Linked DNA regions of Homo sapiens: regions 2 and 3 are each linked to region 1. Evidence: chromatin loops called from intact Hi-C (ENCODE). Cell type or tissue: adrenal gland. All regions are shown on one strand. Each heading gives the region's core, and the rest is flanking DNA. Links, peaks and the distances in the headings are about the cores only.

The links. Peaks named below come from ENCODE experiments on the same cell type or tissue, not always from the same donor. Only the 100,000 strongest peaks of a DNase experiment are listed, where the experiment ranks them.
Region 2: a loop joins it to region 1, with 8 times the contacts of the local background. A loop is called at or near these places in 103 of 110 quality-filtered maps.
Region 3: a loop joins it to region 1, with 5 times the contacts of the local background. A loop is called at or near these places in 23 of 110 quality-filtered maps.

The regions. Positions count from the first base shown.
Region 1 is chr10:116,783,661-116,794,599 of GRCh38, reverse strand. It overlaps a transcript of HSPA12A not described here. Among named protein-coding and RNA genes, the nearest start is that of MIR9851, 38 kb to the left of the region's middle. RefSeq lists a silencer at 9,636-9,802. In adrenal gland, for the core only: a CTCF peak has its summit at 6,359 (motif pointing right); a DNase peak (open chromatin) is centred at 6,389; H3K4me3 peaks cover 570 bases; H3K27ac peaks cover 427 bases.
Region 2 is chr10:116,678,396-116,689,334 of GRCh38, reverse strand. It overlaps HSPA12A (heat shock protein family A (Hsp70) member 12A), which reads left to right. Exons shown (of 12, transcript NM_025015.3): 7 at 5,373-5,544; 8 at 7,458-7,544; 9 at 8,079-8,183; 10 at 9,574-9,832. Among named protein-coding and RNA genes, the nearest start is that of HSPA12A-AS1, 14 kb to the right of the region's middle. RefSeq lists enhancers at 6,012-6,511, 6,512-7,013. In adrenal gland, for the core only: a CTCF peak has its summit at 6,841 (motif pointing left); a DNase peak (open chromatin) is centred at 6,824.
Region 3 is chr10:116,627,822-116,638,760 of GRCh38, reverse strand. It overlaps the pseudogene PNLIPRP2. Among named protein-coding and RNA genes, the nearest start is that of SPMIP5, 37 kb to the left of the region's middle. RefSeq lists an enhancer at 3,423-4,622. In adrenal gland, for the core only: no CTCF peak of the experiment used is centred there; no DNase peak of the experiment used is centred there.

The DNA.
Region 1 (10,939 bases), core at 4,911-7,410:
CTCAAGTTATCCACCCACCTTGCCTCCCAAAGTGCTGGGATTATAGGTATGATTACACCTCGCCTGGCCAAAACTATTATCTTTTTACTATTGCGTTCTGATGTATGAATTGTGATCAAAGAATGTGATCTGCATGTGTTCAGTCCTTTGAAATTTGTTGGGAGTTGCTTTATGGTCCAATATATAGTCATGTTTGTTAATATTCTGCTTGCTTGCCTTGTAGCCCTTTTCCCACTCTTACTTCCAACCTTTCTATGTCCTTAAGTTTTTGTTGGGATTCTTGTTAATAGCAAAAAGTTGGATTTAAAATAAATCTTATGTGATACTCTTTATCTTTTACCAGGAGCATTTGGTCCCTTTATATTTTTATTTTTATTTATTTATTTTTTTGAGACGGAGTCTTGCTCAGTCACCCAGGAGTCACTGGAGTGCAGTGGCGCGATCTCGGCTCACTGCAAGCTCCACCTCCCGGGTTCACGCCATTCTCCTGCCTCAGCCACCCGAGTATAGCTGGGACTACAGGCGCCCACCACCACGCCTGGCTAATTTTTCTTTAGTATTTTTTAGTAGAGACAGGGTTTCACCATATTAGCCAGGATGATCTTGATCTCCTGACCTTGTGATCCACCCACGTCAGCCTTCCAAAGTGCTGGGATTACAGGCGTGAGCCACCGTGCCCGGCCTGGTCCCTTTATGTTTATTGTAATTATTGATATGTTAGGACTTTATGTGCCATCTCATTTTATGCTTTCTGTTTTTCTTTTTCTCTCCTTTTCTTATTATATTTTCGATTTTTTTTCTCATTTTATATTCCCCCTCTAAGTAGGTTGGAAGTTACATATTCTGTTTCCATTATTTTAGTGATTGTCCTAGAAATTATGATATGAATGTAACGCTTTTACCTTCCTTCTATATAGTACAAGGATCTCAGAACAATTTTATTTCATTCTCCCTCTCTTGATTTGCATGCCATTGTTGTGATGTCTTTTAATTCTGTGGGTTTTTTTTGTTTGTTTGTTGTTTTCAGTGGGGACAGGGTCTTGCTCTGTCACCCAGGTTAGAGAACAGTGGTGTGATCGTGGCTTACTGCAACCTCAAGCTCCCAGGTTCAAGCAGTCCTCCCACCCCACCTTCCTGAATAGCTGGTACTACAGGTGCATACCACTATACCTGGCTAATTCTTGTATCTTTTGTAGAGACAGGGTTTTGTCATGTTGCCTAGGCTGGTCTTAAATTCCTGGGCTCAAGACATTCACCTGCCTCAGCCTCCCAACATGTTGGGATTACAGGCGTGAGCCACTGTGCCCAGTCTGTTTTGTTTTTCTTTAACTCCATAAGGCATTATCATTGTTGTTTTATGCAGTTAATGTTTATTTAGTGTTTTTTATTCCTTTTGCATTTTAGATCTTTAAACTTGGATCCATCCTTTAGAGTTTCCTTTATTGTAGTTTGCTAGTGGAGAATTCTCGTAGTTTTTGTTGTTTTGAAAATGTCTGTATTTCACCTTGTTCTTGAAATGAATTTTCACTGGGCATAGAATTCTAGGTTGACAGTTATTTTTTCTCACAGCACATCAAATGAATCATCCATTCTTCTAACTTCCATTCCTGCCAATAAAAAGTCAGCTGTCAAACTGTTGCTCTGTTGGAGGTTATCTATATTTTCTTTCTGAGTGCATTTAAAATCTTCCCTTTGTCTTTTTAGTCATCAGTTTCAGTATGATGTTTCAGGAATAGATTTTCTTTTTCTTTTCTTTTCTCTTTTCTTTTTCTTTCTTTCTTTCTTTTTCTTTCTTTTCTTTTCTTTTTTGAGACAGGGTCTTACTCTGTCACCCAGGCTGGAGTGCAGTTAGTGGCACGATCTTGGCTCACTGTAGCTTTGACTTCCTGGGTTCAAGCGATCCTTCCACCTCAGCCTCCTGAGTAGCTGGGACCACAGGTGCACACTACCATGCCTGGCTAATTTTTTTTTTTTTTTTTTTTTTTTGTAGATGCAAGGTTTTGCAAAGTTGCCCAGGCTGGTCTTGAACTCCTGAGCTCAAGCAGTCTGCCTGCCTCGGCCTCCCAAAGTGCTGGGATTACGGGCATGTGCTACTGCGCCCAGCTGATTTATTTTTATTTTTTCTTGCTTTGGATTTATTTTGTTTTGAATCCAGGGGTTGATAGTTATCATTAGTTCTGGAAGGTTCTCACCCCCATATATCTTCTTATATTACCTCTGCTTCATCTACTTTCATTTCCTTCTAGAACCTCTCACTCCGAACTCTTTGTCTCTTAACCTCCTTTCACATTTCCCAATTCTTGTTCCTTGATGGATAATTTTTTTTTTTTTTTTTTTTTTGAGACCGAGTTTCATTCTTGTTGCCCATGCTGAACTGGGGCTGGGTTTGGGGTTGTCCCACTCACATGCTTACGTGATCAACGTACATGCATGTACGTGGCTTCCCATGGATTAAAATCATGCATGTAAAGTTCATGAGCATGGTGTCTGAGACCTGAAAGTGTTCAAGAAGTATTTATGGCCATCATTATTATTATATTATTATTATTAATGATATCATTATTACATTCCCAGGAAATTCTGATCTGTTGGGTTAACATTTCCAAGGTGCCAAGCTGTGGGTCTCTTCAAGAGAACAGAGACACCTGGGCAGGATGAATTGGCATCTTTTTGCCCAGCTAATCGATAAGCTTGGAACTTTGTCTGGGACATAGTAGATGCTTGAGAACACCCAAGGCAGGAGTGAAGCCTGTTTACCGAGATGGAAGATTCTGCAGGCAGGGAAACCACATGCCCGTGGAAGAGGAGAGGTGAACTCGGGGGTGCTGGCAGGGGCTGGAGGTGGGAGGTAGTGAATAGGAGATGCCAACCTTTTCTCAACAATTTAGTTGCATCTTAGGGAAAATGGGGGCTGAGGAGGGCCCTATGATGACAACTTGAATTGGGTAAAATTTAAGGATAAGGAATTACTAATTAGTAATAAGGTAGAATTCTTAAGTGTATGAAATGAATAATATGTAGCTAAAAAATAATGATATAGCATTAGGCATTTGAGACATGTGGACTCCAAGCAATTAACCTCTATTCTTCTTCTGAATTGCAATTGCACTAATTGGCTGCTTTACTCTGACGGGGCGATATTAACCTTTCTGCTTTTCTCTAAAGGAGCCAGTATGTTGGGTGGATGTGCTGCTCTGGTTTGGAGGAAAGGTATTTTTCCTGAATAATAACCTATTTGCAATTTTTCTCCCAAATGGTTGCATTGAAAAGGTTCTGTCAGATTTTCTTGATAAAGCTTCATCTATGGAAAAGATGCTTTAAACACATCTGACCTCCTTTGGGAGCAGTTGGGAGAAATGGCCTATCTAGGCTCTTCAAGCTTCAGACATCCTTGTGTTAATAGCTTCTCCTTCATCCAAGCAGCACACACTTGTGGAGGGAGGGCCTGCACATTCCAGGCCTGTCCTGGGTGTTGGGGACACAGCACTAGCCAGACAGTCTCCTGCTCCTGTGCAGCTTGTAACTCAGTGAAAGCAGAATATCAAAGGCAAATAAACACGTAGATTTAGAATGCAATCCCAGGGCTATGAATACAAAGATAACTGGACGGGCCAGGTGCAGTGGCTCATGCCTCTAATCCCAGCACATTGGGAGGCCAAGGCGGGCGGATCACTTGAGGTCAGGAGTTCGAGACCAGCATGGCTAACATGGTGAAACCCTGTCTCTACTAAAAATACAAAAATTAGGTGTGTGTGGTGGTGCGCTCCTGTAGTTCCAGCTACTTGGGAGGCTGAGACAGGAGAATCGCTTGAACCTGGGAGGCAAAGGTTGCAGTGAGCCAAGATCATGCCACTGCACTCCAGCCTGGGCGACGGAGTGAGACTCTGTCTCAATAAAAAAATAAAAAATGATAACTAGACAATGAGATGGGGTCTGGGAATGGAGAGTGTCCTTTAAGGCAGGGTGGGCCAGAAGGCTTCTCTAAGGAGGAAATATTTGAGCTGGGCTGTGAATGAAGCCAGGGAAAGAGGCTTGTGAGTAGAGGATCAGTATTCCAGGCAAAGGGAACAGCAAGTGCAAAGGCCCTGGGGCTGGATGTTCGGGGAGCGTCAGGAACAGCAAGGTGGCCAGTGTGCAGCATGAGTGGGCTGAGGGCAGGAAGAGGAGGGAGACGTGAGGTTAGAAAGGTCATCAGGGGGCTGGGCGTGGTGGCTTACACCTGTAATCCCAGCACTTTGGGAGGCTGAGGCAGGCGGATCACGAGGTCAGGAGATAGAGACCATCCTGGCTAACACGGTGAAACCCCGTCTTTACTAAAAATACAAAAAATTAGCCGGGTGAGGTGGCGGGCGCCTGTAGTCCCAGTTACTTGGGAGGCTGAGGCAGGAGAATGGCGTGAACCCCCAGGGCGCGGAGCCTGCAGTGAGCCGAGATCCCGCCACTGCAGTCCGGCCTGGGCGACAGAGCGAGACTCTGTCTCAAAAAAAAAAAAAAAAAAAAAAAAAAAGAAAGATTATCAGGGTCCATACCATGCAGGGATTCCTGGGCCATGGGAGGACCTTGGATTGATTTCCAGTGTGCAGCAAAGCTACTGATGGAGCGTGGGCAGGGTCTGGTGAAGGCTCTCACTGGCTGCTGTGGAGGGAATAGACAGAGGTGGGTGAGGATGACAGTGGGTGTGGAGGTGCAGCCATAAATGGAAGCAAGACCTTAAGAGGGACGTCTGGGCATCCGGTGAACCTGACCCGTAGTCTGGAGAGAGCTTCCAGGGATATGAAGCATGGCCAGAGATAATGCCCTCCTCACCTAGAAGCAGACATTAGGCCCTTCAGAAATGCAAACGGGCACTGAACAGTCACGTCAGCTTCACTCTACGACGTGTTGATAGTCAATATCCTGGATGATGCACCTTAAAAACGAACCCTCAATTCCATGCCTAGGAATTTACTCAGCAGGAATAATCAGACAAGTGCACAGTGACTACATCCAAGGTACCACTGTAGCTTTGTTCCTGGCAGAAAAAGTATAAGCAGCTTGAGTGTTCACCAACAGGGCATTATTCAGCTAAGTCATAGCACATTCAGGATTCAGAATTCTATCATCGAGAGGATAATATTTTTAAAAAATCTTATAAGGGGAGAGAAAGTAAAAGCTACAACTTATACTCATCCTTCATTTCCCAGTCTTATTTCCTAAGAGAGTTTCTGGAGTATCCTTCAAGAAACATTTTCTTCTCAGACACAGGCATATACATATATATCTATATATGTCTATATATCAATACATATATAATGGTATATGTATATAAATATATTTTTGTAAGCTAAAATAGGATACTTCTATACGTATTATTTTGTAATGTAATTTTATTTTGCGATGTGATATATCTTTGACATATTGCAGCACCAGTGCATTAGATTAATAGCTGCATAGTGGCTGGGTGCGGTGGCTCACACCTGTAATCCCAGCACTTTGTGAGGCCAAGGTGGGTGGATCACCTGAAGTCAGGAGTTCGAGAGCAGCCTGGCCAACATGGTGAAACCTTGTCTCCACTAAAAATACAAAAATCAGCTGGGCGTTGTGGCAGGTGCCTATAGACCCAGCTACTAGGAGGCCGAGGCAGGGAGAACTGCTTGAACCCGGGAGGTAGAGGTTGCAGTGAGCTGAGATCTTGCCACTGCACTCCAGCCTGGGTGACAGAGCAAAACTCTGTCTCAAAAAAAAAAAAAAAAATAGCTGCGTAGAATTCTACCAGATGGATATATCATAATTGACTCAGCAAGTTTGCTATTAATAGATAGTTTCTCTCATTTATGTGAGTTTATCTGTGGGTATATTTTCACACGTATAACTTTTTCAATTGAAAATATTAAAAATGATGATGTAGCATGTATTATTGTGCAGATACCCACAATATATAATTAAGAGAAAAAAATCAGGCTACAAAATTGGGTGTGTTGCACAGTCCCATTGCTATCCATTTGCATGTATCTCTGTGTATGTGTTGATAGAGTCTGGAAGGATACTCACCAAAATGCTAGCAAGAGCTACAGATCACAGCCTGGTGACTGTAGGTGTCTCTTTTTCCTAGTGCTTTTCATTATTGTTTTTTTAGAATGAGAATATGTATTTTGCAAGGGGAGAAACAAGCTATTGTATTTTGGGAGAAGAGTTAGTTGGGAACCAGTTTGCGAACTATATTTAAAATATGAATTTTGCGTTTGCATCTGTGCTTTTCTTACTGAGTACTTGTTTTCGCTTCGGTATTAAATGGTACTTTTTTCTTCTCCCGTTTGGAACACTCAAGCGTGGGCCCGCCTATGGACCTGGGCGCAGTTCACCAGCTCCACCACCAGAGGGCGGCGTTTGCAGGATGTTGTGCGCACGGCCGCCTCCCGCCGTTTGCGGGGGTCTAGAATTTTGCAGGATGTGCTTTGGTCGGCTCGGCCAGAGTAGAGACAGGATGTACGCGCGTTGGTTTCCAGTTGGTGCTGTGACACAGATATTTTTCCTTCCTCTGCTTTTAGCGTAGCATCTGAATTTAACGGCGTTGCGTGGAGGTGGCACGAGGGAGGGATTGGCTTGCAGAGCTCCCGCCCTGCCGTCCTGGAAGCCCTCCTATCCCCGACCCTCAGGCCAAGTCACTGTCCCCAACTTCCACCATAGACCAAGCAGACTCCTACCTTCAGAGTCTGACCTGATTCCAGGGGATTTAGGGTGCCCCCACGCTGAAGCCAGTTTGGAGGCTTCACTCGCACCCCTCCATGACCAGGCACTCCACTTCTTAGTCCTTGTGCCAAGCGGCTGCCAGGCACTCTCTTCCCTTCTTTCCTCTTCTTTTCACCTTCTGAAGTTTTTGGAAAAAGCAGTGCATATTAATAATAACAATTCAAACAACACAAAAGGGGGAAGCAAGTGAAAACTAAGCTCCCCGCCTCCCACCCTAGCCCCACTTCTTCCCCAAAGGCCATAATTGTTAAGAGGTTTTGGAAAAGTATATCCTTCCAGAAATTCTAGATGCATATAAAAATACAGACGCCTGTACGTTCAAAACCACACCCTCCACTCAGTTTCTCGTTTGCATTTAGCAATGACGCTGAAAGCCTCCCACATCACTTCACAGAAGGCGCCTGTGGTTTTTTTTTTTTTTTTTTTTTTTGCTGGCTAGAGAGTATTCTAGTATGTGGATGTGACATGCTTGATTTGACATTTGGGCACTTTCCAATCTTGTGCTTATTAGGAGCAGTGGGCAGTAAATATCCTCTATACACAGCTTTAAGCACCAATGCAAGAGCTGCTGTTGACTAAATTATTAAGAGTGGAATTGCTGGTCAGAGGGTAGAGGCCCTTCTAGCTTTGGTATTTCCAGATTGCTCTGCAAAGGACTTTTAAACCAGGCCGCACTCCCACCCAGAATGCATGAGATCCCATGGACGTTTTTGCCCTTGGTTGATCTGACAGGTTGCTGGTTCTCAATCTTGACTGCAGTCAGAATGACCTGGGGAGCTTTCTAAATATGCCAACACGACAGTATCCCAGACCAATTAAAGCAGAATCTGACCGTGTGTGTGTGAGTGCGTGCGTGTGTGTATGTGTGTGTGTGTGTGTGTGTGTGTCCGGGAGGTGATTGGGCATTGGCACTTAAAACATGTCCCCAGGAGGCTGGGTGCAGTGGCTCCTACCTGTAATCCCAGCACTATGAGAGGCTGACGCAGGTGGATCACCTGAGGTCAGGAGTTCGAGACCAGTCTGGCCAACATGGCAAAACTCTGTCTCTACTAAAAATACAAAAATTAGCTGGACGTGGTGGTGGGCACCTGTAATCCCAGCTACTCAGGAGGCTGAGGCATGAGAATTGCTTGAACCTGGGAGGCAGAGGTTGCAGCGAGCCAAGATTGAGCCACTGCACTTCAGCCTGGGTGACAGAGCCAGACTCTGTCTCAATAAATAAATAAATAAATAATTCCCCAGGAGATTCTAATAGGCAGCTACAGATGAACGCCACTGAGACAGATGAGAAAAATATACCATTTAAATGTACATTTCTTGAATTATAAATGAGAACGAACATTTTTCTGTGAGAACAATGCTTTAGACATTTCTTAGATCATGGATCCCTTTGAGATTCTGACAAAAGCACTAGATCTTTTTTTTCTTTTTTTTTCAGGAAAATGTGCACACACGCACCTGTGCCTCTACCTGAGGGGCCATAGGCCCTGGAGCTGCTCCCTAGACCTCCCTAGAGTCCTGAGCCCAGGCTAGGGGCAAGGCGGAGTTGTTCTGCGCAGCCTGTTTCCCCACCAAATTACCAAAAATATAGTTAAACTTAGGAATTCAGTTTGATCCATAACATAAACAGTCTATTTTAAGAAGTATTTACCACTGTGTCTCAGCCCCTGGGAGCCCTGCCTTCCATGCAACCCCACTGCTGAGATTTGCTGAGAGTCTCTTCTGCAGAACCCGCTCCATCTCCTGCGTAATTACCCGAGAGGCTCCACGTGGGGCTTCTCTGGCGCTAACCTCATAGGTGAACCTCATGAAGCTACAAAGATTCCCAGTGCACAGGTGGGCGTTAGATCAGCAAAGGCCTCATGACGGGTGCAGGAGTCGGGATGTCTCCCAGGGCCACAAAGAGATGTAAGCAGGGGAGGATGCTAGACCACTCAGGCAGAGTCTGAGTAGGCCATGGGGTGGGCCTGCAGTCTAAGGTGAGGGGAGGGGGGGAAATAGGAGGAATCTTGCGGTATTAGGGCAGTGGGGCAGGAGGGCTCAGCGGGGAAAGGCAGAGTCAAGTGGGTGCCTGGCTTCTGGCTGGGATAACCGGTGGATGGCTGAGACCATTCCCTGGGAGGGAGGGGGTGACAGCAGATGCCAGTGCTCAGAGGGCAGGTGGATATTTGGGGTAGTGTGTGTGTGTCTGTCCGAGAGGAAGAGAGAGGGATCATGAACAGCAGCATGCGGTGGGCAGCAGAGCCCGAGTGTGCGTTCCCCCAAGGCTGGGGAGTGAGCTGGGCTTTATGAGTGGGCACCTGCTGACCCCTGCATTGAGGTGGAGGCTTAGAGGGAGAACCAGGGAGGCAGGCGGGGATCTGGGTGGGGGACAGCCGTCCTGGGGCTGGGGTCAGGCAAGAACATTTCTGTCACAATGCCCTGATGCCATGCTCTGCTGGTGGCCAGGACTGCTCTCAGCTCCCACATCTTGATCTCTGTCCCCGGGCTGCCATGTCCACTGGCAGGCCTGGGTCGGGGCCGTTCCTCCTTCCTCCACAGCAGCACTAGGCTGTGGTGGCCAGAACGTTCCCGAACAAGACATCAGTCCTTGCCTGTGTTCCAGAATTCATACTCCTCCTTCCCACTACCTGAGGCTTTGGACATTTGAATGATGGTGGCGGTGGGTGGGAGGGGGAGGAAAGGAATCTGAGAGTGGACATGCAGGGGTCAAGCCCCAAAGCCATCTCAGAGCAGGGCACAATGAGGGTTTCCAGGACGCCCCTCCCAAAGGCTGGGAAATGTCTCCTCTGGAATCCAAGCTCCAGAGCCTCTTGTTGGTCCTCAACTTGTTATTAGGGCCTGAGGTGCTTCATGATGCCAAGAAAAGAGGAACACAGCAGGGCCTAGAACCAGCAGGACTGGGGCCTCTCTGGTTTCTCCTGTTGGCTCCTGCCTAGGAGCAGCTGCCTCCCTGTCTGCTGTTGTAGACACGTGCCCTCAGCATCTCCAGCCCAGACTGACAGCTCCGAGGTTAGCGTTACAGGCTCAACCCCAGACGGAGAGGCTCTGTCTATGTTGATTTCTATTTATCCCATCTAGTCCAAAGATCCCAGGGAAGGGATTCATTGACCCAGCTCAGCCAGGGACTCATTCCTCAGCCAGTCAGCTGGGGCCGGAAGCACAAGTCCCCAACTGCAAGGGCAACACGTGGAGGGAACGGGAAGGAGCAACTCTTGCTAAAGGGACGCTAGGCAGACAACTTCATAAATGTCAATCATAAGCCAATCTTAAAGGCATTCACTCATTCCTGCACTCATCCATTCATTCATTCATTCATTCCCTCAACAAACCTTTATTGAGCACCTACAGAGTCCAGGTACCACTCTAAGTGCTAGGCTTACTGAAATGAACAGGACAGATGAACTTCTTGCTCTAGTGGAGCTTACACGCTAATAGGAAGATAAACCAATAAACGAGAAAGTGACCAGGATGTGAAAAATGCTCTGCAGAACAGAGAAATCAGGCAATGGACTTTGGAAAGTGCTCAAAGACCCTGCGCTGCCACTTGCAGGGCAAGGGGCCACCTAGGTCAGGAGCGGCCTGCCTTGGAGAGACATGCATCACCCCAGCCACTGCCCATTGGCCAGAGCAAGTCACAAGGCCCCAGCCTAGCCACAAGGGAAGCTGGGAAATGTGACTTTTGTGTGTCCAGGAAGAGGAAATGGGATTGGCAAGCACATGGCCAGTCATGGCTGTCCCACTTAGCCATCTGGTTCCCTAAGAGGTCAACACTGCAACCAGGTCCTGATGTGTCCTTCCAGTGAGATCTTTTGGATACATAAGAAAAAAATAGATGTAATTATGTAATTTTAAAAACCATAAATGGGCTGGGCATGGTGGCTCATACCTGTAATCCTAGCACTTTGGGAAGCTGAGGTGGGTGGATCACTGGAGGTCAAGAGTTCAAGACCGTACTGGCCAACATGGTGAAACCCTGTCTCTACTAAAAATACAAAAAAGTAGCTGGGCGTGGTGGCACATGCCTGTAGTCCCAGCTACTCGGGAAGCTGAGGCAGGAGAATCGCTTGAACCTGGGAGGCAGAGGTTGCAGTGAGCCATTGCACTCCAGCCTGGGCAAGAGAGTGAGACTCTGTCTCAAAAAATACCCATAAATGGTGGTATACTAACACACCATTCTGTTCCTTGCTCTTTTTTCCCCCCACTTAAG
Region 2 (10,939 bases), core at 5,668-8,167, 110 kb after region 1:
AGAACTGGTCACGTCTACTCTGCTTGTGTGGGGAAAATGGAGCCCCTCCTTTCAGGCTTATCAAAGGCCTCCTGAGCACAGGTTTCTGGGCAGTGGTGGGGGCTGAACTTGAACCTCCCACCTGCCAGGTGGAGGAGAAAGCAGCCTGGAAGCAGAGCTGGGAGATGATGTTGTGAGGAGCAGGTCTGGAGTTCTGGAGCCTCTGCTGGGGCAGGCTATGGCTCACTGCCCGTAAAGGCTGCAGAGAGGGTGCACAGATGCAGTTTCATCGGTGAAACTCCAGAAACTCGCCTTGAGTTGAGTGCTTGTTGAAAAGATGGGTTAAACCTTTATCTTTTGTAATTCACAGACTCAAGCCATCTTTAGACCCTTTAAGAGCATTCAGTGAAAAGATGATAACAGAAAGAACAGCTGATCCCTCTTCTGAGGCCTTTAGAAAAGACTTAGAACTGGAGACTGTTCTGAAGCTGTGGGGATTGTGGATAGGAAATAGTCCAGTTTATATCAAAGGGCATTTTGCCTAAAATGTGTAACTCTAGTAGGCTCCGGAAACGTGTTAAATAAATGCTGCTCCCATATGTATGATCCTCTCATCTAACATGGAGACGCAGCTTCTTCTGCCTCCCTTTCTGAACAAGCTGCAGTGAGAAATGATCATCAGGAAAACAAAACAGCATAACACCCCGAACTGGTGCAGCTGTAGCCTTTCTGTAGCCTGACCGCAGACCAGCAGCGCTCTTAACTGATCTGGCTATTTTTTCTCAGCTGTGGACACAGTCCCTTGGCAGATTCTCCTGGCTGACTGCAAGGCAGAGGAGCAGAGTAGTTGGTGTAAACACCACCTCCTCAGCTTCTCAGTCTCCCTGGAGTGTGGTTTTCTCACCTGCTTCTCCTGAGTGAAACTCGTGATCACAGAGGAAGGCTCTAAAAAGCTACTACGATGTCGCTCCTGCTGCCCCGAATTCTTGGAGGAGGCAAATGGGGAAGCATGCTCTTGGTTCAGATACTTCCTGTATGTAGAATCCCCAGGTCATGTCTGTGGAATGCAGGGATGAGGGCCAGGAAACTGCAGGAAAAAAGGCTGGCTGGAGGGCTGGTGGGTCCATTCGTTCAGCAGCTACCTCCTGAACACCTACTGTGTGCTTTGGGGCAAGAAGAACTGAGCGTTGCTGTTAGAAAATCCACCATCCTGCAGGAGAGGCTACACATGTCTGCACCGTTAATAACAGGGGTGTCCAATCTTTTGGCTTCCGTGGGCCACATTGGAAGAAGAAGGATTGTCCTGGGTCACACATTAAATACACTAACACTAATGATAGCTGATGAGCTAAAAAAAAAATCGCAAAAAAAAACTCATCATGTTTTAAGAAAGTTTACAAATTTGTGTTGGGCTGCATCCAAAGTCGTCCTGGGCCACAATGTGGCCTGTGGGCCATGGGTTGGACAAGCTTGGCGTATAGGACTGGAGACGGAATATGTTAAGTGCTTGGCAGGGGCCCCAGTGGAGGGAGGGCTCACGTGGGAGTAGTAACCATGAGGCACCTTCTCTGAAGGCAGAATTAGCAAAGACGGAGAGTGTTCTGTGGTTGCAGTTGACCCTGGCCTGATCCCAGGCAAACAGACCCATAGGTTTGCTGAGGGCTGCCAAGTGGAGGGCTTCTGTTGAGGGTGGCTGCAAGTGTTAATGCAGAAACAAAGCTTGCACTTGAAAGCATTGAGTCCTCCTGCCCAGAGAGAAAGACAGCTGGGTTTTTGAGAGCCTGGGCGATACTTTAGCATTTCCTCCTTTTCTCGGAGTCCACAGCAGTTCTGGGACTCCTGGGGAGGTTGAATTTGTGCAGAGTCCGCTGCCTCTTCTCACCTCTCCTCAGCTCTCTACTGTGGCTTCCATGGGAGTTTGCAGGTAGGACACGGCCCCTCACTGGACAGGAGCTGGTTCAAGCAAAGAAGTGTGGTTACTTTGTCCGAGGCCTCCCAGACACTGCCTGGGCCCATGACCTTGCCTTTTCCTCTGCTCAGGAGTGGGGTCCTCTTCACCTTCGCTTCCCACCTGCATCCTCATCTTGGTACAGTGGGGAACCCCCTATGGAAACAGGCCAAAGCTTTTGCTGTGGAGCTGAGGCCAGCCCAGCTGGAGAGGGACAGATGAAAGGTCTCCCCTGAGTGGCCAGCCCAAGCTGTTTTCCACAGACTTGGGGCAGCCTCAGTGTCTTCAGGATGTGAGAGTGTCCTGGGCGGGGGACAGTTCTGCTGGATTTTCAGTTGCACACCAGGCACACTCGGATGCCCTCGAGTTGTAGAATTTTACCCAGGGCTCTTCACCCCTCTAGACTGCTGGATCTGAATTTCCATATAAAGATTTCCCATCTAAGTCAGAGTTCCTGCTCAGAATTTCAGGGGTAGTGTGGGTAGAGAGATGGGGGCAGAGCTTACAGTGTGGGAAGAGGGATGAGGGGCGGAGCTTATGGTGTGGGAAGAGGGATGAGGGGTGGAGCTTATGGTTTGGGAAGGGGTGGGGGTGGAGCTTATGGTGTGGGAAGAGGGATGAGGGGTGGAACTTATGGTGTGGGAAGAGGGATGAGGAGTGGGACTTACAGTGTGGGAAGAGGGGACAAGGGGCGGAGCTTATGCCACCCTTTCTCCCTTCCCATCCCTGTCCCTGCTGCCGTGGCCCAGGCCCACCTTGCTTTTTCTGGCCCTGTGGGGGCCTCACTGCCACAAGTCCCACCTGGCAGGCTGACATCCCAGTGGGACATGGTAACCGTAATGTAGCGTCTGGGTCTTTGCCTTTCTTCCTTCACACCAACTCCTTGGGCTCCACTCATGGGTCTACTGCCATCCCCAGTTTATTTTCAAGTTTGAACTTTGGAGGAGAATTGTATACATACAGGCCTGGCAGTTTCTTTGCAGCAAGTTGTCCCTTCTTCCTCACCCCGTTTTGTGGAAGCTTCCCCCTTGGACCTTCTATGCTCCTGGGAGGTCCTTGACTCCACAACCTCAAGGATGGAAGAATCAGCACAGGAGCTGTCCCTCGGAAGGGGCCCCTCTTGGTCTTATTTGGGATTTCTTCCTCCCGACCCCTTGGGATCCAGGCTCAGAGGTTTCACCTTTCCCGAGGGCACCATACGTGTGAGAGCCACATCCTCTTTCACTTTAACCTCCAGCCATGTTTGTGCTAAGGATGTCTAATGTGACCCTGTGAGAGTGAAGCTGGGGAGGGGGGACTTTTACTTGCTTGAATAGGGGGCAGTGGGAAATCCTGTCATGCACCTGAGTCAGGGCCCTGTTGACCGATGTCACCTAAGGGCAGACCCAGCTTCTCTGACCCATGGGCTGAGCTGACAGGCATTGATGCTGCCCGGGTGGTTGGCCGTAGCTGAGGGTACTAGGTGATGGGAAGAGGGTTCGCCACGGACAGTGCAGGACACGAGAGTGGTGGTTCTTATCTGGTTTTATAAAGTCAGCCTTCCAGATGTGGTTCTGCCATTTTGAGGCATTTGGTATTTACAGAGTGAAGATGTTCAGTCACCTGCCTGCTGGTAGTATCAGTTTTAGCACTGAAAGTCTCACATCCCAGGAAATCTCTCTATCCTGAGCAAACTGGGACAGTGGGCCACCCTCCCTCTCTTTCTACATAAAGTGAAGGAGTTGATAAATAGCTCTGAAGGTCCTTTGCATTCTTTTTTTTTTTTTTTTCTTGAGATGGAGTTTCACTCTTGTCACCCAGGCTGGGGTACAATGGCACCATCTCGGCTCACTGCAACCTCCACCTCCCAAGTTCAAGCATTTCTCCTGCCTCAGCCTCCCGAGTAGCTGGGATTACAGGCACTGCCCCCACCATGCCCAGCTATTTTTTTTTTTTAGTAGAGACGGGGTTTCACCATCTTGGCCAGGCTGGTCTCGAACTCCAGACCTCAGGTGATCTGCCCGCCTCAGCCTCCCAAAGTGCTGGGATTATAGGTGTGAGCCACCACGCCTGGCCACTTTGCATTCTTAATACCTGAAAATCCCCTTCCCTCCTTGCCCAGTAATTGGACCTCCCAAGCCCCTCTGCCCATGATGAGGCCGACTTCGCCTGATGAGAAGTTATTTGTGAGTGTGTGACATTAGGAGACCTTCTGAACCTGGTCTGCAAGAAGAATGCACTAAACCCCAGGGGTCTGATACAGAACTTGAGGCCTTCCTCCCAGTAGGCATGGTATGAAGGCAGCATCCCAAGGTTCCTAAGAAATGGCAAAAAGTCAGCACCACGGCAGTGGCAGGGATGAAGTGTTCTTCCGTGGTCCATCGGGCTGGCAACTGAGGACACCCGTGTACCTGAATGGTTTCCAGAAGCAAGTGGGGCCTCCCGCTGCAGCTCAAGGCCATGAGAGGTGCCAGGGACCTGGTTAGAGGCCCAGCCATGCTGTTTCTCTGAGCATCCTCAGAAGGGTTGTCCCAGGGCCTCTTGAGCTGGCCCTTCTGAAGGCCCACAGGAGTGGTGACTGGGACTGGTCAGATGTCACAGAGCAGAAGCACTTCTGCCTACTACAGGCCAAGGCCCCAAATGTTTGCAGATGGAAGCCACAGATGAGAACTTGGGGATCAGATTGTTAAAGGAATATTTATTACTATATGTGATATATGTCTATAATAAAACTATTAAAGGGTGGAGGCTTTGAATAAGATATCTTCTTGCTGACTCAACCGCACTCTAGAAAATGAGGGACTATATGGGATTCCAGGAGGGGCTTCCTCCTGGAGCCACTGCTTATCTGTCACCCCCAGTAGGCAAATCTCAGGAACCCTCCTAGCGCTCTGGAGATAACAGGTCGGTTACCCAGATAGCAAAGTCAAATGCTTGTGTTGCTGAGGCCCAGCCATGGTCTGTTTCCAAGGCCACCAAAGATAGGGGTTTGCTCCGATTTGGTCAGACCGTGTGGTATATTACAACTGAGAACAGATCACCTGCCTTCCACCCTGTGATGGTTTGGAAAGTTTCAGGGTCTCTGCAACTCCATGCCTTCACCACTGGAGCATGGAAGCCCGTGTGCCTCCTGCAGTCCGGAATCCCCCCGCTCCTCCCCATGGTGCTGCTCAGCTCTGAGCCAAGGAGGCCCCAAGTGCAAGAGGCCCCACAGCCAGAGCACCTGGTGTTTTCCCCAGGGTGCCTATACATTTTCTTTGGCCACCCTGGGGTGTTTGGGTATCTGGCTTGGGGCCCAGTACCGAGGCACCCTGACATTATGCTCTGCAGAGGACTGTGTAGAGAATGTCCCACAGATGCAGAGCACGAGTGCGCCCTCCTTAGGGATGTCAGTCCAGGCACGGGTGTCCTAGGAGCAGGCCGGCCCAGGGGGCCCTGGGTCCCAGCCTCTGTTTCTGTCTTCCAGGCAGGCCTGGCCTCCCCCGAGAACTCGGAGCAGCTCATCATTGCCTTGGAGCCTGAGGCAGCCTCTATCTACTGCCGAAAGCTGCGGCTACACCAGATGATTGAGCTGAGCAGCAAGGCAGCCGTCAATGGGTACAGCGGCAGTGACACAGTAGGAGCTGGGTTTACACAGGGTACCTCTGCTCTCTCTCTCCCCCTCCTGCTCTCCTTCCTTCCCAAGCCCTGGATGTCTCTCTCCCTCTGATGATTTTAAAGGCACTTAGTGCCATAATGAAGAATCAGGATACTCCGGGAGGAGGTGGGCTTTAAGCACCTCTCTGCTCAGCCCCCCTACCTGGCCCCTCCAAGGACCCCCATAAATGGAGGCATGGTTACCCTGGTTCATCACCCACCAAGTGTCTGGGGGCGGGGAGCTTCTCTCTAAGAATCTGAGGGTAGCCTGAGAGCGGTTATTGGCCTCACATTGTACTAGGCTCTTAATCTTTCTTGTGTATTAACAGATTCTTAATCTAATTCCATTGCCTGTTATTAATTCTCCATTAAGACTGTTGATTTATTGCTGAGTCACTCATTGGGTCTGCTTCATGTGCGATGAGTTTAAAATGCAGATGAAACCGGCTGACTTTTCCTGACCTAGGTGACGCTCGCTTAGCTGTGGGAAGGAGCACCGCCTTAGGGAGACTGAGGATGGCGATTTTAAAAAGCTTTTCCTCTTTAATAATTACCTGAATGCAAGTAGGTCATAGCCTTGGTCACAGAACTTGGTTCCCTGGTATCCAGGGCTCTGTGGGTGTGTCGAGGGCTATAGGGTTTGCAGACACGCCCTGTCAGGGTCAAGGCACCAATATGAGCGCTAAGTGAGAGCACTATGGGGGTGGCGCCGGGCACTGTTGTTAAATCTCAAAGGCACGAGGGCCTAAGGTCTAAGGGTTAATTTCAGGCTGCAAGAAAAGAATTGTGGGGCCGGGCGTGGTGGCTTACACCTGTAATCCCAGCACTTTGGGAGGCCGAGGCAGGCGGATCACGAGGTCAGGAAATCCAGACCACGGTGAAACCCCGTCTCTACTAAAAATACAAAAAAAAAAAAAAAAAAAAATTAGCCGGGCGAGGTGGCGGGTGCCTGTAGTCCCAGCTACTTGGGAGGCTGAGGCAGGAGAATGGCGTGAACCCGGGAGGCGGAGCTTGCAGTGAGCCGAGATCGCACCACTGCACTCCAGCCTGGGAGACAGAGCGAGACTCCGTCTCAAAGAAAAAAAAATTGTGGGAACTGCAAGCCCCTTAACCTTTCCTGACCTGATTTCCTTCTCCGAACATAGGGACAATGATTTGTGCCCTCTCATAGCCACATAGGCGTCTCCGCCACTCAGCACCTCAAGCCACAGCAGGAGCGGAGGTTGTCCCTGTGTTCATGGAAAAGGCAGCACAGGGGTTTGCCAGGCCCAGACGCGCCACCTTGTGGCCGCAATGCATATTGGCTTCAGCTGGGTCAGGAAATGGCCCCCCCCCCCAGTCTATTTACCCAGGGTGCATGTTAGGAAAACACACCCCAAATTCCTTGTATCAGACAAAATTCCTTGATTTGGAATTGTTTAACTGAGCGCACTGCAGGCTGTTTGGCAGATAGCTTCCTCCCTGGGGCAGCAAAGCCGGGAAACTAGGCGATTTCATTAACCCATTCTCCAAAAAATGTGACCAGGGTAGGTCTCATTTGAGAGTCTCGCTCTGTCACCCAAGTTGGAGTGCAGTGGCGCACATTTGACCACATTCTCTTCTTTCAGTTTTTTTCACGTGGAAAATGGGGATAATAATTCCACCTAATTCCAAGGGTTGTTGTGAGAATCTCATCAGGGTGGGCTTTTCAGCTGGGCACAGGCTAAGCCGAGGAATAGAGGAAGGCCGGTGGAAATCACTTTCTCTGGGAAGAGCTGGCTTTGTGATTCCCGACATCGTATTGACTTATTTTGGTCAAATGTCACTAATGTTCCATCCCTAAATCTCCTCATGCTATTGCCTTCACTGACTGCAAATGATCTCTGCTTTTTCATGCTTTCTTACCCGTCATCATTTTCTTTCTGTCGGCCACTAGCTAAGGAACACATACGGCGTAATCGGCAGAGTCGGACCTTTTTGGTGGAGAATGTCATAGGAGAAATCTGGTCCGAGCTGGAGGAAGGTAGCGTCCTTCAATGTCCTTTGCTCTTGCTGGATTTTCCTGTGCTGCTCGTGAAAAGCCATTCCCATTTGTCCCTTTTGCACTTTTGGAAAATGTTCAAACTCAGTGGGTTCTAAAGACCACTCATGCAGGGAGAGCTCTTTTGGGAGCTGTAATTTTGCATGTTGTAAAACCAGGTAGGGATTGGAATTGATCAGTTCCAGAGTAAGTCTTTGGTGAAACGCAGATGATTTTAGGGCACTCACTATTCACGTGGCAGGAAACTGCCCACTAAGTACGTGCCAGGTATGCAGCAATGTGTGAATCTTAGATTCACTCACCTGGGTTCTCCATCGTCCATGTCTAACCATCCTCCTGGGCAGATTGCATTCTCTTTGGTCATGGTTAACTCCTAGAGCTGCTAATTAGCAAAACCATTGTGCTAATGAGAAGTTTTGAGGGCACTTAGCTGGGTCTACCTAGTTACCACCCACAAGCTTGTTTCAGATGGGGTTGGCAAACAGTCTGTGTAAAAGATGGCTGTTTTTGTGCCAGGTGATAAGTATGTGGTTGTGGACAGTGGCGGTGGCACCGTAGACCTGACAGTCCATCAGATCCGGTTACCGGAGGGACACCTTAAGGAACTGTATAAAGCAACAGGTGAGGCCCTGCAGGGCTAATTTTCTTATTCCTGAGCCAATTCCAGGCAGTTCTGTTTTCACTTGTTTCAGATAACTCTCAGTTTTATTCTCTTGAATGCCACTAACATGTGGGATCGTAGGCGGTGGAGGATACTAATGTCTGCTTGAAATTGGAAAGCAAAATGCAATTAAACATTCTTTAAAACACAAACCACCACAACTTGGGTTTTGGCCTAAAGCGAGCCTGTTTCAGATCCTGGCCAAGGGCGCTGGTTTCTGAAAATTCCGAAAGGATGAGATTGCAACTTGATGTTGCCCATGACCGTGCTAAGGTGAACTTTCTAGGGAGGCCTCACCTTGTCTTGGATCAAGATTGCCAAACCATTGGCCAAGTGCGGTGGCTCACGCCTGTAATCCCAGCACTTTGGGAGGCCAAGCAGGCAGATCACTTGAGGTCAGGAGTTGGAGACCAGCATGGCCAACATGATGAAACCCTGTCTCTACTAAAAATACAAAAATTAGCTGGGCGTGGTGGTGCACACCTGTAGCCCCAGCTACTCAGGTGGCTGAGGCAGGAGAATTGCTTGAACCCAGGAGGCAGAGGTTGCAGTGAGCAGACATTGCGCCACTGCACTCCAACTTGGGTGACAGAGCGAGACTCTCAAAAAAAGATTGCTAAACCAAAGAACATGCTGTTTCCCTTTTGGGAGGTTGGAGGGGAAAGGATAATAAGTAATTAGAGGATCACACAGGGACTAGACCAGGCCTGCTGATTTTCCAGCCCCCGCCCTTGGATGTCTTGGATTGGAATACCATAATGGTCCTAGTTAGATAAAATTATTGATTTTTTAAAAAATGTAATTGATTTAAAATAGATTGTTGGCTGGGAGTGGTGGCTCATGCCTGTAATCCCAGAACTTTGAGAGGCCAAGGCAGGTGGATCACCTGAGGTCAGGAGTTTGAGACCAGCCTGGCCAACATGGCAAAATCCCATCTCTACTAAAAATACAAAAATTAGCCGGGCATGGTGGTGCGTGCCTGTATCTCAGCTACTCGGGAGGCTGAAGCAGGAGAATCACTTCAACCCAGGAGGCGGAGATTGCAGTGAGCCAAGATTGTGCCACTGCACTCCAGCCTGGGCAACAAGGGTGAAAACTTTGTCTCAAAAAAAAGAAAACACAAAAATAAAATAATAAAGTAAAGATTGTTGACAAGAGATTTCTGTAGGGAAAAGCTTCTCCACATGGAATGAGAAGCAGCGCAGGGTTCTGAAGTGTAAGTAAACACTTATAGCTGCCGTCCCATTGCTAAGTGGCTCAGAGATGAACAGGTGGGCCTGTTTCTCAGAGTCTGGATTGGGTTTCTAATGGTTTTTAACACCATGGCCTCCCTTTTTGTTCTCAATTCAGGCGGACCCTATGGATCTTTAGGAGTAGATTATGAGTTCGAAAAACTTCTGTATAAAATATTTGGAGAGGATTTTATTGAACAATTCAAAATCAAACGCCCTGCAGCCTGGGTTGACTTAATGATTGCGTTTGAGTCTCGCAAAAGGGCGGCTGCCCCAGACAGAACTAACCCGCTGAACATCACCCTGCCCTTCTCCTTCATTGACTACTACAAGAAGTTCCGCGGGCACAGTGTGGAGCACGCCTTGCGGAAAAGCAAGTGAGTTGGGCTCATCACCTCGGGCTCTGGACATTCTAGCGGGTGGATCGTGCTGATGGGAGAGAGGAGCGAAGTGTGGACTTCGGGTTCCAATCCTACACACTTGCTGTATGACCTTGGGCAAGGGACTCAACTTCTCTTCCCTCAGTTTTTTTCACATGGAAAATGGGGATAATAATTCTATGTAACTCCAAGGGTTGTTGTGAGAATGCAATGAATTCATACATGTTGGGTGCTTAGAACAATGCCTGGGACCTGGCAAGTATTATCTATGTGTTTGCTAAAAACAGAGGAACTATGAAAGCAGCGAAGTTTAGTTTTGGCCCCTGCCATATCCCCAGTGTCTAGAAGAGAACCTGGTATGCAGTAGGTGCTCAATAAATATTTGTGGAATTAATCCAATGGGAATGTAGGTTTCTTGCCACTCTGAGTCCCTTGACTGATTTTGTGTCTCAGCTTGTTGCAAAATGAATATATTTAGAAGACGGTTTAAAGCCGAATTTAAAAAAAAAGATAAAAATAATAGATTTCTAATATTCTTAAACATTTTAAATTTATATATATAATATCCATCATGAAATGATGACTACAGACAGATTTACCTATCTATCATATTTCATAATTACCTTTTTCTAATAATCCTTTTGTAAGGGAACATGTCAAACATTTATCCTGTAAAATACCCCATTGTCCAGCTTCAACAACTGTCAGGTCCTGGCTAGTCTAAATCCAATTATTTTAAAGCAAATCTTAGAAATTAGCATCTCATCTATTTCAGTATGTACCTCTAAAGGAGACAAGTTTTAAATCACAACCACAATACCACGATAACACTTAACAATTAATAATTCCTCAATATTATCAAGTATCTAATTAACATTAACATTTTTCCATTTGTCTTTTTTTTTTTTTTTTTCACTTTGTACCAACATCCAAATGAGGGCTCTACATAGCAGCTATCTGATACGCCCCTCGAGTCCCACTAATGTACAGGTTCCCCTCCTGGTTTTTCCTTCACAATTTATTAGATGGCAAAACTAGTAGTTTGTCCTTAGATTGGAGTTTCCTATCATCTGGGCTTTGCTCATCTCACGTCCGTGGTGTTAC
Region 3 (10,939 bases), core at 5,010-7,509, 160 kb after region 1:
AAAAAAAGAAAAAACAATCTAGTCAGGTGACTGACATTCCAAAAGGAGTTAGCACATGACTCATTTTAAATAGTGAGTTCCCTCTCTCTGGGCCTCACTCTTCTCATATGTAAAATGGGACAATTGAACTAGACATTGAGACTTTCTTCCAGCTCTGACATTCTAGGATTCAGTGGTTCTGTATAATAGATGCCTAGATTTATAAAGCACTTTATACTCAATCAAGTTTGAATAATCTATTATGGAAAGTATGATCATTTCACATTACCATTGAACTTACTTGAAAATCTCATATTGTTTTGAGTTTTCATTACTTCCATACAAAGCAATCCTGATGTACCCATTCACTTTCTCTTTTCCAGAAAGTGTGACTGATATCTTATATCTTCAACCTGTCCAAAGAAATACAACCCATTTAATGAACTCATCTTATTGAAAAAATGATCTATGAAAATATTATTGTTCCAAGCTCTGAATCCTCCAGGGGTGAGAGGCAATAGGACTGTGACTTAATTGAATTCCTGGGGCCCAGGAATTAAGGGTACATTAGGTTCTAGGTGGGAGCAAGGGACTCAGGGGTCAGTAAATATTATAGTTCAGCACAGTCCCTTATGAACACAGCAAGGTATGTGCTCTTGGATGAATGAAGGGCAGCTGATACTGCACATGTGTATTTTGACTGATACATGGTACAATGGACTGAATTCATGTGGGTAAGAGCCCACATGAATGGGATCAGTAACCTCATAAAAGAGACCACAGAGAGTGCTCTTTTCCTCTTTCCACCACGTGGGAGTATACAGCAAGAAGACAGCAATGTGCAGCAGAACCTGATCATGCTGGCACCCTGGTCTCAGATTTCCATCCTCCAGAACTGTGAGAAATACATTTCTACTATTTATAAGCCACCCAGTCTATGGTACTACATTACAGCAGTCTGAACCAATGAAGACAATGGGTGTGTTGCATGTTGTTTTGTCACTTGCCTTCTTACTTAATACACCTTAGAGGTTTTCTCTCTTCAGTACGCAGAGGTATAACCTTCTTTTTAATGGTTACATGTAGTATTTAATCTATAGTATTTAGTCATTTACAACTGGTGGACATTTAGGTTTTCCCCTCAATCTTTCGCTCTTAAAAATAAAGAGCGAGCATCCTTGATCACATCATCTTATGCACACACGCAAGTATTTCTCTATGGTACACTCTGAGAAGTGAAGTTACTGGGTTAAAGGAATGTGCATATAAGATTTTATAGATTCTGCCAAACTCTTATCTTTTATGATAAATATTTTGAGGATTACAGGAAATACTGTATGTGAAAAGTGTTTTGTAAAGTGCTGATATAAATTTTTAAATTTGAAACTCTCTTAGAAAATAACTGCTCTCCTTTCCAGCCATTATGTGCTATTATTCACAGTAAATGAGTCTTGATAATTTTACTATCTTGTACTTTTAAAATAAGAAGCAGGGCGAAATGACATCACCACAAAGTGTGTGTATGTAGGAGGACTAATATAATAGATAGTCATTACTGCACTGACTTCTTGACTTACAGTGACTTTCACGTTGCCCTCTTCTGTTAATAGATGCATCCTTCCAGCAACAGGGGTGGGTGAACATGTGACCCAGCCTGGGCCAATCATTGTACTTTTCTCTGCTGGTCAGGAGTATTGGTTAAAGGGGTGAGACCCAACACAAATTCCATTTCACTGTCCTTTCATTACAACTTAAGCTTGTTGTAGTTAAGTTTCTATCCATTGTTACCAAGGATACTGACTAATAAGGTTGGCACACTTTTGAAAATTATTCGCAAGAATTTGAAGTGAGTAAAATGGAAACTTACTAGTAAAGTTACCACTCTCTCCTGTGTTCAGGAAAAAGGTTTGTTCCACAGCACTTGTTTTCCCCTTAAATTGGTCAGCATAGTGCCCCATTTTGGGGCATCCTTCAGCTGGACAAGGGAAACACTTACTCTAGTGGAAAAAAAAAACCATAATTTGTCTGTTAGTCAATCAATTCAGCTTCCTTCCTATGTCTATCTACCTATCTACCCATCACCCACCCAACCATCCACCTTTCATTTACCTATGCAACCATCCATCTACTCATCCATCCCTTATCCATCCTTTCATCTACCCATCCATCCATTCTCATACCTATCCACTAATCCATCCATTCCTGCATCTATCTACCCATGCACCCATGCATCCATGTGTCCATCCATTCTCTCATCTACCCACTGACTCATGCACTCCTGCATCTATCTACCCATGCACCCATGCATCCATGCTTCCACCCTTGGAATTGTGCATAGAACTGTGCTAGGCCCTGCAGAGTATCCAAATAAGTGCCTCAAAAACTTGGAATATAGTTGGGAAAACAAGTCATATCCAGGAAGCAGTAAAATTAAAATATGAATGGGGTATGAAATATAATATATGTAGGGAGAAGTGGGAGAGATGGCAAGTTATTTCAAAAGAAGTGAGGAAGGGAAGGTCCAGGACCATTTTCACTTTAATGTGAATTATTTCTCCAGACTTGTTGATTCTTATTTGTTGCTTCTCAAATGATAGTTCTTTAATTAGGCGCAGAGGAGGCAACTTGCTGTCTTTGAATCAGGGATTTGATTGCTTTATGCCACAGTGTCATTGTCCTCTGCTTTTTGACCTCATGCCACATCCAAAATGCATGATGTGTAGAGCTGTTTTGTGATTTGGTAGGAATCAGACAAATACTGGAGGCCATGTTGTTATCCATGACCCAACAAGAACTAGCACAGTGAAGCCTTCTCACTGAACACTCACAGACCTTGGAGATCAAATACGATGTCCTTTTGACCTCAGTTCAACCCAAGAATGTCAAGGTTAAAATTAGTTTTGAAAGGACAAAATGTGAGTTTAAACATCTTAACCAAGTAATTAAAGTTTAAGTCATCAAATAATGAATGAATTTATGTCATCAAATAATAAGTGAACATTAAATGAATCTCTTTAGTTGTAATACACTGAGAAGGACCTGCTATTACTCACTGAAGCACCGCCTAAAAAATCAAACAATTTCAGAGAGTGAGATATCCTGCCAAATACCTGGTCTGAAAGCCTCATAACTGGCAAGTCTTCAAAGACCAAGAAAAAATGGGAAGCTGTTCTTGACTAAAGGTGACTAAAGAGACAACAAAATAATTGCAATGCGAAAAAAAAAAAAAAAAAAAAGAAGAAGAAGGGAAGGAAAGAAAGAAGGCAGGCAAACAGATACAGCTCTAGAGGGCATTATTTGGATAACTGGAGAAGCTTGAATATGTACTATATATTAGAAAATATTAGTGTATCAAAGATACATTTCTTGAATGTTATTCTATAGGAGAAGGATCTTGTTTTTAAGAGATGGAGGCTAAAGTTTTTATAAGTAACATGTCATAATGTCTTTAATTTACTTTCACATAATTTAGAAAAAGTATACATACACACACATATATAAAATATTAGCAACTGGTGCATCTAAGTGACAGGTGTACAGTATTCATCATTATTCTTCTTTCACCTTCTTTGCAAATTGGAAATTTTTCTAAATGAACAACTGGGGACCCTAGTAAGGGCCCAGCACAGTCAGGTCTGTGCCTTCCCCCTCCAGCCCACCCTGCTGCCTGGGGGAAGATGGCTTTGTGAGGTGCAGAATTTCCATTACCTCCCTGCATTAGTTGCAGAGTTACATCTCTTTCTTCTGTTCTAAGCCACAGGAACACAAAAACACCCCAAACAGGGCCAGCAACATCTTCCTCAGCCTCCTGGGGTAACCTACCTCCTGAAACTCATCGTAGGAGGCACAGGGATAGCCCAGGAAGCCATCAGGGTTGAGGACGCTGCTTGAGTAATACTCGAAGCTTCTTAGGTGATTGCAAGACACAAAGCCACCAATTCCTGAAAAAAACAAAGGTCCCGGGAGCTCAAAGGAGGCCTTTCACTTTTAAGTGTGAACAACTCATTCTGACTAAGGAAGAATCACCTGCACATTTCACCGATGGGTGTCGGCTCCTGAATATCTTGGGGCATTTGCTGAGCAGGGACCTACTCAGGGCTAGGTGACTGTGGAGGAGTGACATGTCCTGACAAGCACCTTTGTCCACTCTTCCAGGGGCCAGGCATGTAACACAAATGAATGAGGAGGGCTGGGGGCTGGGAATAGGGTGGGGTGGTGAGGGAGAGAGAGAGAGAGAGAAAGTGATAGAGAGAGGCAGACAGAGGCAGTTGGTCGGGGGAGAGAGAGAGAGTCAGAGAGAGACGAGAGAGTCGGTGGGGGAGAGAGAGACAGAGAGTTGGTAAGGGAAGAGAGAGAGACAGAGACAGAGAGTCAGAGAGAGATAGAGAGAGTTGAGGGGGAGAGAAAGAGAGAGCATCAGAGAGAGACAGAGAGTTGGTGGGGGGAGAGAGAGAGACAGAGAGTCAGAGAGGGACAGAGAGCCGGTGGAGGGGGAGACAGAGAGACAGAGACAGAGAGAGAAATGGAGAGAGAAAAAGAAACACAAAAAGAGATAGTGATGAGAAAGAGAGAGATTCAGAAAGACAGAGAGAGAGGATAGATAGACAGAGGAGAGATGCAGAGACAGAGGAGAGAGACATAGAGAGGGTATACGTGTGTGTGTATATATATAGTATATATACACACATACGCTATGATATATACAAGTGTGTGTATGTATATATATACACACACATATATATGTATATATGTATATATATACACACACATATATGTATATATGTATATATATACATACTATATATGTATATATGTATATACACATACTATATATGTGTATATACGTATATACACATACTATATATGTGTATATACGTATATACACATACATATATGTGTATATACGTATATATACACATACTATATATGTGTATATATGTATATATACACATACTATATATGTGTATATATGTATATATACACATACTATATATGTGTATATATGTATATATACACATACTATATATGTGTATATATGTATATATACACATACTATATATGTATATATGTATATATATGTGTGTATATATGTATATATACACATACATATATGTATATATGTATATATATGTATATATACACATACATACAGAGAGAGAGAGAGAGACTAAGAGAAGATAGCAATAGCTGTAAAAAGGGCCCCTCTAACCCTACACAGTCTAGCCAGGTGTCACATGTTCAAAGCCCCAAATCGCCTGGTCCTCTGATTTTTTCATAAGAAGCCAGGATCTCCACTTCTACCTGAAAACCTTCGCATGCGTGAGTGAAGGCAGCGCATCCCCATCTTAAAAACAGTTACCATGCCGGCCCATCCAATGCTGCTGCAGACCGCATCCTATCCCTGTGAGGATCCCTGTGAGGACATACCGGGCAGGCCTTCCCCATCAACCAGGCTTTTTGATTCTTCCTCTTTGCTATGCAGGGCACAAGGTAAAAGCGGTGATGGCAAGGTGGCCATGGCCTCTGGCCACTCTCTTACTGCATTTTATTTATCATCCTTTTCTTTAGAAAAAGTCCGGAAAGGTGTTTTTTCATTTCTCTGGCTACTTGGTAGAAAACTTCCCATGGAGAAATGCACAGTGACCCTGGCACACCTGCGGACCACTCCTGGGGGGTCTGCGGGGCTTTATTGCCACCCACTGAGAAAGGAACACTTCCCTTTGTGCCCAGGGTGGCTTCGTACTCCACGGCTCCCGGCCCTCGGCCCAGCGACTTCTAGCTGAAGCCACGTTCCCTGTGCCCACACTGGTGCTCATCACTGGACAACAGAACCTGTTTCAAACTTAATTGTTTCTTTCATCCAAAATTGCTGCCCTGGGACCCCATAATGGAGGAGAAAGTGGATTTAATTATTCCTCAGTGCCCACTGCCTGGATGACTCGGAGCTTGACACAATAGAAACACACTCCAGTGCTCATGGGCTTGTTCACTCGACATTGCTTCTCTAATTAAACCTGGACTCGTTCCTATTATGTGTGCCTTGCTCATCGTTTGTGGGAGGGGGCAGCTATTATTGTGACTCTGGTGTGCTTTCAGGGAGCCTGGAATGGTCACATCTCCCCAGGAGTTACCTGAGAGGGCAAAAGCTCCGTTTATTTGCCGGTGGATGCTGGCGATCGCTTTATCGACTCTGCTCTTTGACATTAAGCACATGGAATATTAAAATGCCACACAAGGCTACTCAACTCAATTTAAAAGTATATTTCGTGCCTGCTTTGGATGAGGCCCTGAGCAGGGTACTGGAGTGTCTGAAATGTGCAAAACATAGTCCTTGGCCTTGGGGAACTCCCAGCTCAGAAAAATAGACTAAAATTATCACAGGCCCAAAACCTCTCTTTTCAGGGAGGAGAGTGAAGCCTGGTGTCAGGGGAGGGGCAACAGGAATCAAAAAAGGCCAGAGCAAGGGGCAGCAAATCAGATGGGGCTATGAGGTCGCCTAATGGCAGGGCATGGGCCGTGCTCTCTCAGATGAACAGAAATGTACACAGCTGGCCAGCAGCCACCATGGGTCTCCCAGACCTCCAGGCCTCCCCCTCCTACACGTGTACCCCAAACCCACAGAGCACATCCCTCCTTTGTCTTCTTCTCAGCAAAGTCCCCTTCCATTTCTAGCACCCAACAACAGCAACCAGCAAGCAAGTCAAGGCCTTCAAATCTTGGCCTATGTCCTGCAGTTCTTCAAGGAGCAGGTGCTGCAGGTAGGATAGGTGGTCAAAGCCAGAGCCAACATGCCAGCCAAGCCGCTGTCCCAGGATGCCGACAACAGGGAGATACACAGGCTGGGGCATGAGCTCAGGGCTTTATAGTTAGAAATTGGGCTTAGATATAGAGCGGCCTTGAATGAGCTATGTAACTTTTTTTATATATATATTTCGAGACAGTCTCACTCCGTCACCCAGGCTGGTGCAGTGGTGCTATCTCGGCTCACCGCAACCTCCACCTCCTGGGTTCAAGTGACTCTCATATCTTAGCCTCCTGAGTAGCTAGGACTACAGGCGCATGCCATCACATTCAACTAATTTTTGTGTTTTTAGTAGAGATGGGGTTTCACTATGTTGGCCAGGCTGTCCTTGAACTCCTGACCTCAAGTGATCTGCCTACCTCAGCCTCCCAAAGTGCTGGGATTATAGGCATGAGCCACCACGCCCAATTGAGTTATGTAATTTTTCGGATCCTCAGTTTTTGGATCTGCAAACTGGAACTAATCAGAGTAACTATCTCATTGCATTGCTGTGAAAATGCCTGGCACATTTTCACAACACTCCATAAACGGTGGCAAATGTCAGCATTATGAAGGCCAGACCATGCATTCTGCTTTCTCCCCGAACAGAGCAATTGCTGTCTTACTTCTTTAATTTACATACCTTCCCATATTCCATCAATATCAGTAATGGTTGAAAGGACATTTTTCTTACATCCGGGCATTTCCTTTCCTCCATTTGGAAAGAAATCCAGATGGCCCACCTTTTGGCTCATTCCGAAACCTAAAATATTTGAAGCAGAGATGAGCGGCGAGGTGACTGGTGCCAAAGTTAGGGTGTGGCCACAGCAAGACCCTTTTTGGCAAATTCTCCCTTTATCACAGCTACCACTGCCTCTAGCTCTGCAGAAAGTTCTCAAAGATGGGTGCTTGGCAAGATGAGGACGGAGGAGAGGGCAGAGGAAGTGAGATGAGGGGGAGGCTGAGCTTTGGGTGAGTGAGACACATACATTTGGATGTGCATCTGTGTGTCTCGGAGAGTCTTGGACCATATTGATATGCCCTGCTACCATTATGCACCAGTAGACCTATCAAGACTGGTGCAATTTGTATTACTTTACTCATTTTAAAATTTTGATGTCTACATTATATTGTTATGTGGAGACTACATAACATTATATTGTTATATTGTGAGCCGTAGCATATGGCTAGGCTCTTTGGCTTTCAAAGCATATGAACCCGTGATCAAATCCTGGTTTTACTTACAGATTTTGTGATCTGGGTCAATTACTTAACCTAATTGAGCCTCAGTTCCTCAGCCATGAAATGGTGGTAATAAAGCCCACTTTTTAGAGTGTTACAGAATTGACAAGCTAATGTATGCAAAATGTTCAGTGTAGCACATGGTAAACACTAAGTAAGTGATAACATCATCATCATCATCATCAAAAACATACCCTTTATTGGCAAGTTTCATGAGTGGCTATATAAGAAAATATTGAAAAAAAAACACTGATTTTAGAAGAATTAAAGAATGGGATAAAGTTGCCAACAAAACAAAGTGTAACCAAAGCTTTGACTGAAGAAGTAAGAAAAATATTCAAAAATTAACTTCGTATTTTGCAAGTACAGGTCAAGTTTTAAGAATGAATACATCTGCCCCACTAGTTACTGGTAGATTGGGGAAGGATGCAGAGTTTGAAGATTGATTGACAACCTTTCATAGACTACAGAAGGGTTTTTGTTTAACCCAGGGCTGCACGCTGATTCCACTGGCATTGAACTAGCTATTTATTTGGGACTGGTACCCATTTTGACTGGTTGGTGCCCAAGCCATTCCTGTAGCTATTTCAAATGGCCTCCCCTGCTGTGTGTGTATGTATGTGTGAGAGGGGATATCTGGACCCAATGTCATTAGCTGTAGCACAGGTCAGCAGGAGATGGGATTGAGGAACTCACCTAGGGAAGGAACTATGGGAGAAGAATCTGTGTGAATCACATCCACAAACACGGCGTCAGATGGATCCAACCGAACCTCCTCAGGTTCATCCTGGAAGCACGGCCCTGCTGGATCCAGCCCTGAAAGGGAGAAGGTAGGCAGGCTGGACTCTTAAGAACTGGGATTTAAAGCCAGTACTGGCAGACTAAGCATGAGGATTCCTCCTACCCCAGCAGCTATGGTTCTGGGGATTGGGTCTGCAGTTCTTGGTCTGCCTGGGAGAGAGAGTCTGGGACAGAAAGGCTGGGAATGGGGTCATTGCCTGTGGATGAACATTCAGAAATACCCAGTGCCTGGCTCCGTGGAGGATCTGGGTAGCCTCCGTACACCCCTTCTTTCCCTTTTTCTTTTTGTCCTCACACATTACCATTTGGCCACTGCTCTCAGAGACTGCAAGACCCCAGGCCTTACCCAGCTGCTAGCATCTACTCCTTTGTTTGGCTCACGCCATTCTCCAGCCTGCTGTGCTCTTTCCCACATTCTTCCTTTATCTAAATCTTTCTCCTCCAAACCCAGCTCACACACCACCTCCTCATGGTTAAATGGAAAATCTAACCCCTCTCCTTTCTCAGCCCATTCCATCCACTTTGTATTATGCTGTCCCCAGGTCATCTTCAGAGAGAAACAGAGCGTGGGAGGAGGGGGCACACAGTGGCCTGTATTCTTGCCCTAGTTCTACTCCAGGTCAAATGTCTGCCCTCTCTGAGCTTCTGTATCCTTATCGGGAAAGCAGGAATAATGACAACCCCTACCTTACAGAGTCGTTGTGAAACCCTCATGAAGAGATGTAAGAGAAGGGACTTTGCAAACTGCAAAATTCTACATAAACACAAACCAATACCCCCTCATCCTTCACCCAGTGCCTTGGGCAAAGGGACGCTCATTAAATGTTGATGTGAACTGTTTGGTGAAGTTACAAACTGATTTGGCTGCACAAAATTAAGTTATTTGTGTCTTTGCCTTATATGCATTCAGTTTAGTGCTTCATTCATTCATTCAGTATTTACTGAGCGCCTTCTATATGGCAGGTCTCAGTGTGCATTTGCATTTTCTGTCTTTGCCTGGCGCAGTAGAGACATTCAAACAATTACGTGGAACTGACGAATTTTTAAAACCATCTCACATTTTTTCTTTTACTTTGCCATACTCTGAAAATAATAGCTCTTAAGTCATGGATTTAATGTGCTAGTTAAATCTTTCTCCTTTTCTTTTCTTTCTTTCTTTTTTTTTTTTTTTTTTTTTTTTTTTGTTTTTTGAGGTGGAGTCTCGCTCTGTCGCCCAGGCTGGAGTGCAGTGGCACGGTCTCCGCTCACTGCAAGCTCCGCCTTCCGGGTTCATGCCATTCTCCTGCCTCAGCCTCTCGAGTAGCTGGGACTACAGGTGCCCCCCACCACACCCGGCTAATTTTTTGTATTTTTAGTAGAGACAGGGTTTCACCTTGTTAGCCAGGATGGTCTGGATCTCCTGACCTCGTGATCCACCCACCTCGGCCTCCCAAAGTGCTGGGATTACAGGCGTGAGCCACTGCGCCCGGCCTCACTTTTCTCCTTCCCTCCCCTCCCTCCCTCTCTCTCTCTCTCTCTCTTTCTTTCTTTCTTTCCTTGCCTCCTTTCCTTCTTTTCTTTCCTCCTTTCTCTTTTTTTTTTTTTGAGATACAGTCTCCCTTTATTACCCAGGGTGGAGTGCAGTGGAGCTATCACAGCTCCCTGCAGCCTGGAACACCTAGGCTCAAGCAGTCCTCCCACCTGGGCCTTTCGAGTAGCTGGGACTACAGGCAGAGCCATCACCCCTGGCCAACTTTAAAAATTTTTTATAGAGACAAGGTTTCACCATGTTGCCAAACTGGTCTTGAACTCCTGGCCTCAAGCGATTCTCTCGCCTCAGCCTACAAAAGTGCTGGGATTACAGGTGTGAGCCAGTGGCCCAGCCTTTGTTTTAAAAAATGAATGCATTTTTATTTTTAATTATCTATTTTCTAATACACATTATGGAAAATTATTTTTAAATTTAAGGCCGGTCATCACAAAAAATCGGGTCCCCAGGAGGACCATCAGGGGCGCCCTTCGCCGTCGGAAAGGCGCTGGCCGAGGCTTCCGAGGTGCGCACCCGGGGGCCTGGGACTCCGGCCCGGGGCCCCGCGACCCCTACCTGTGATCCTGCCCACGCGGCCCCCCAGCCTCCTGCCCGCCTCCGCGGCCGTG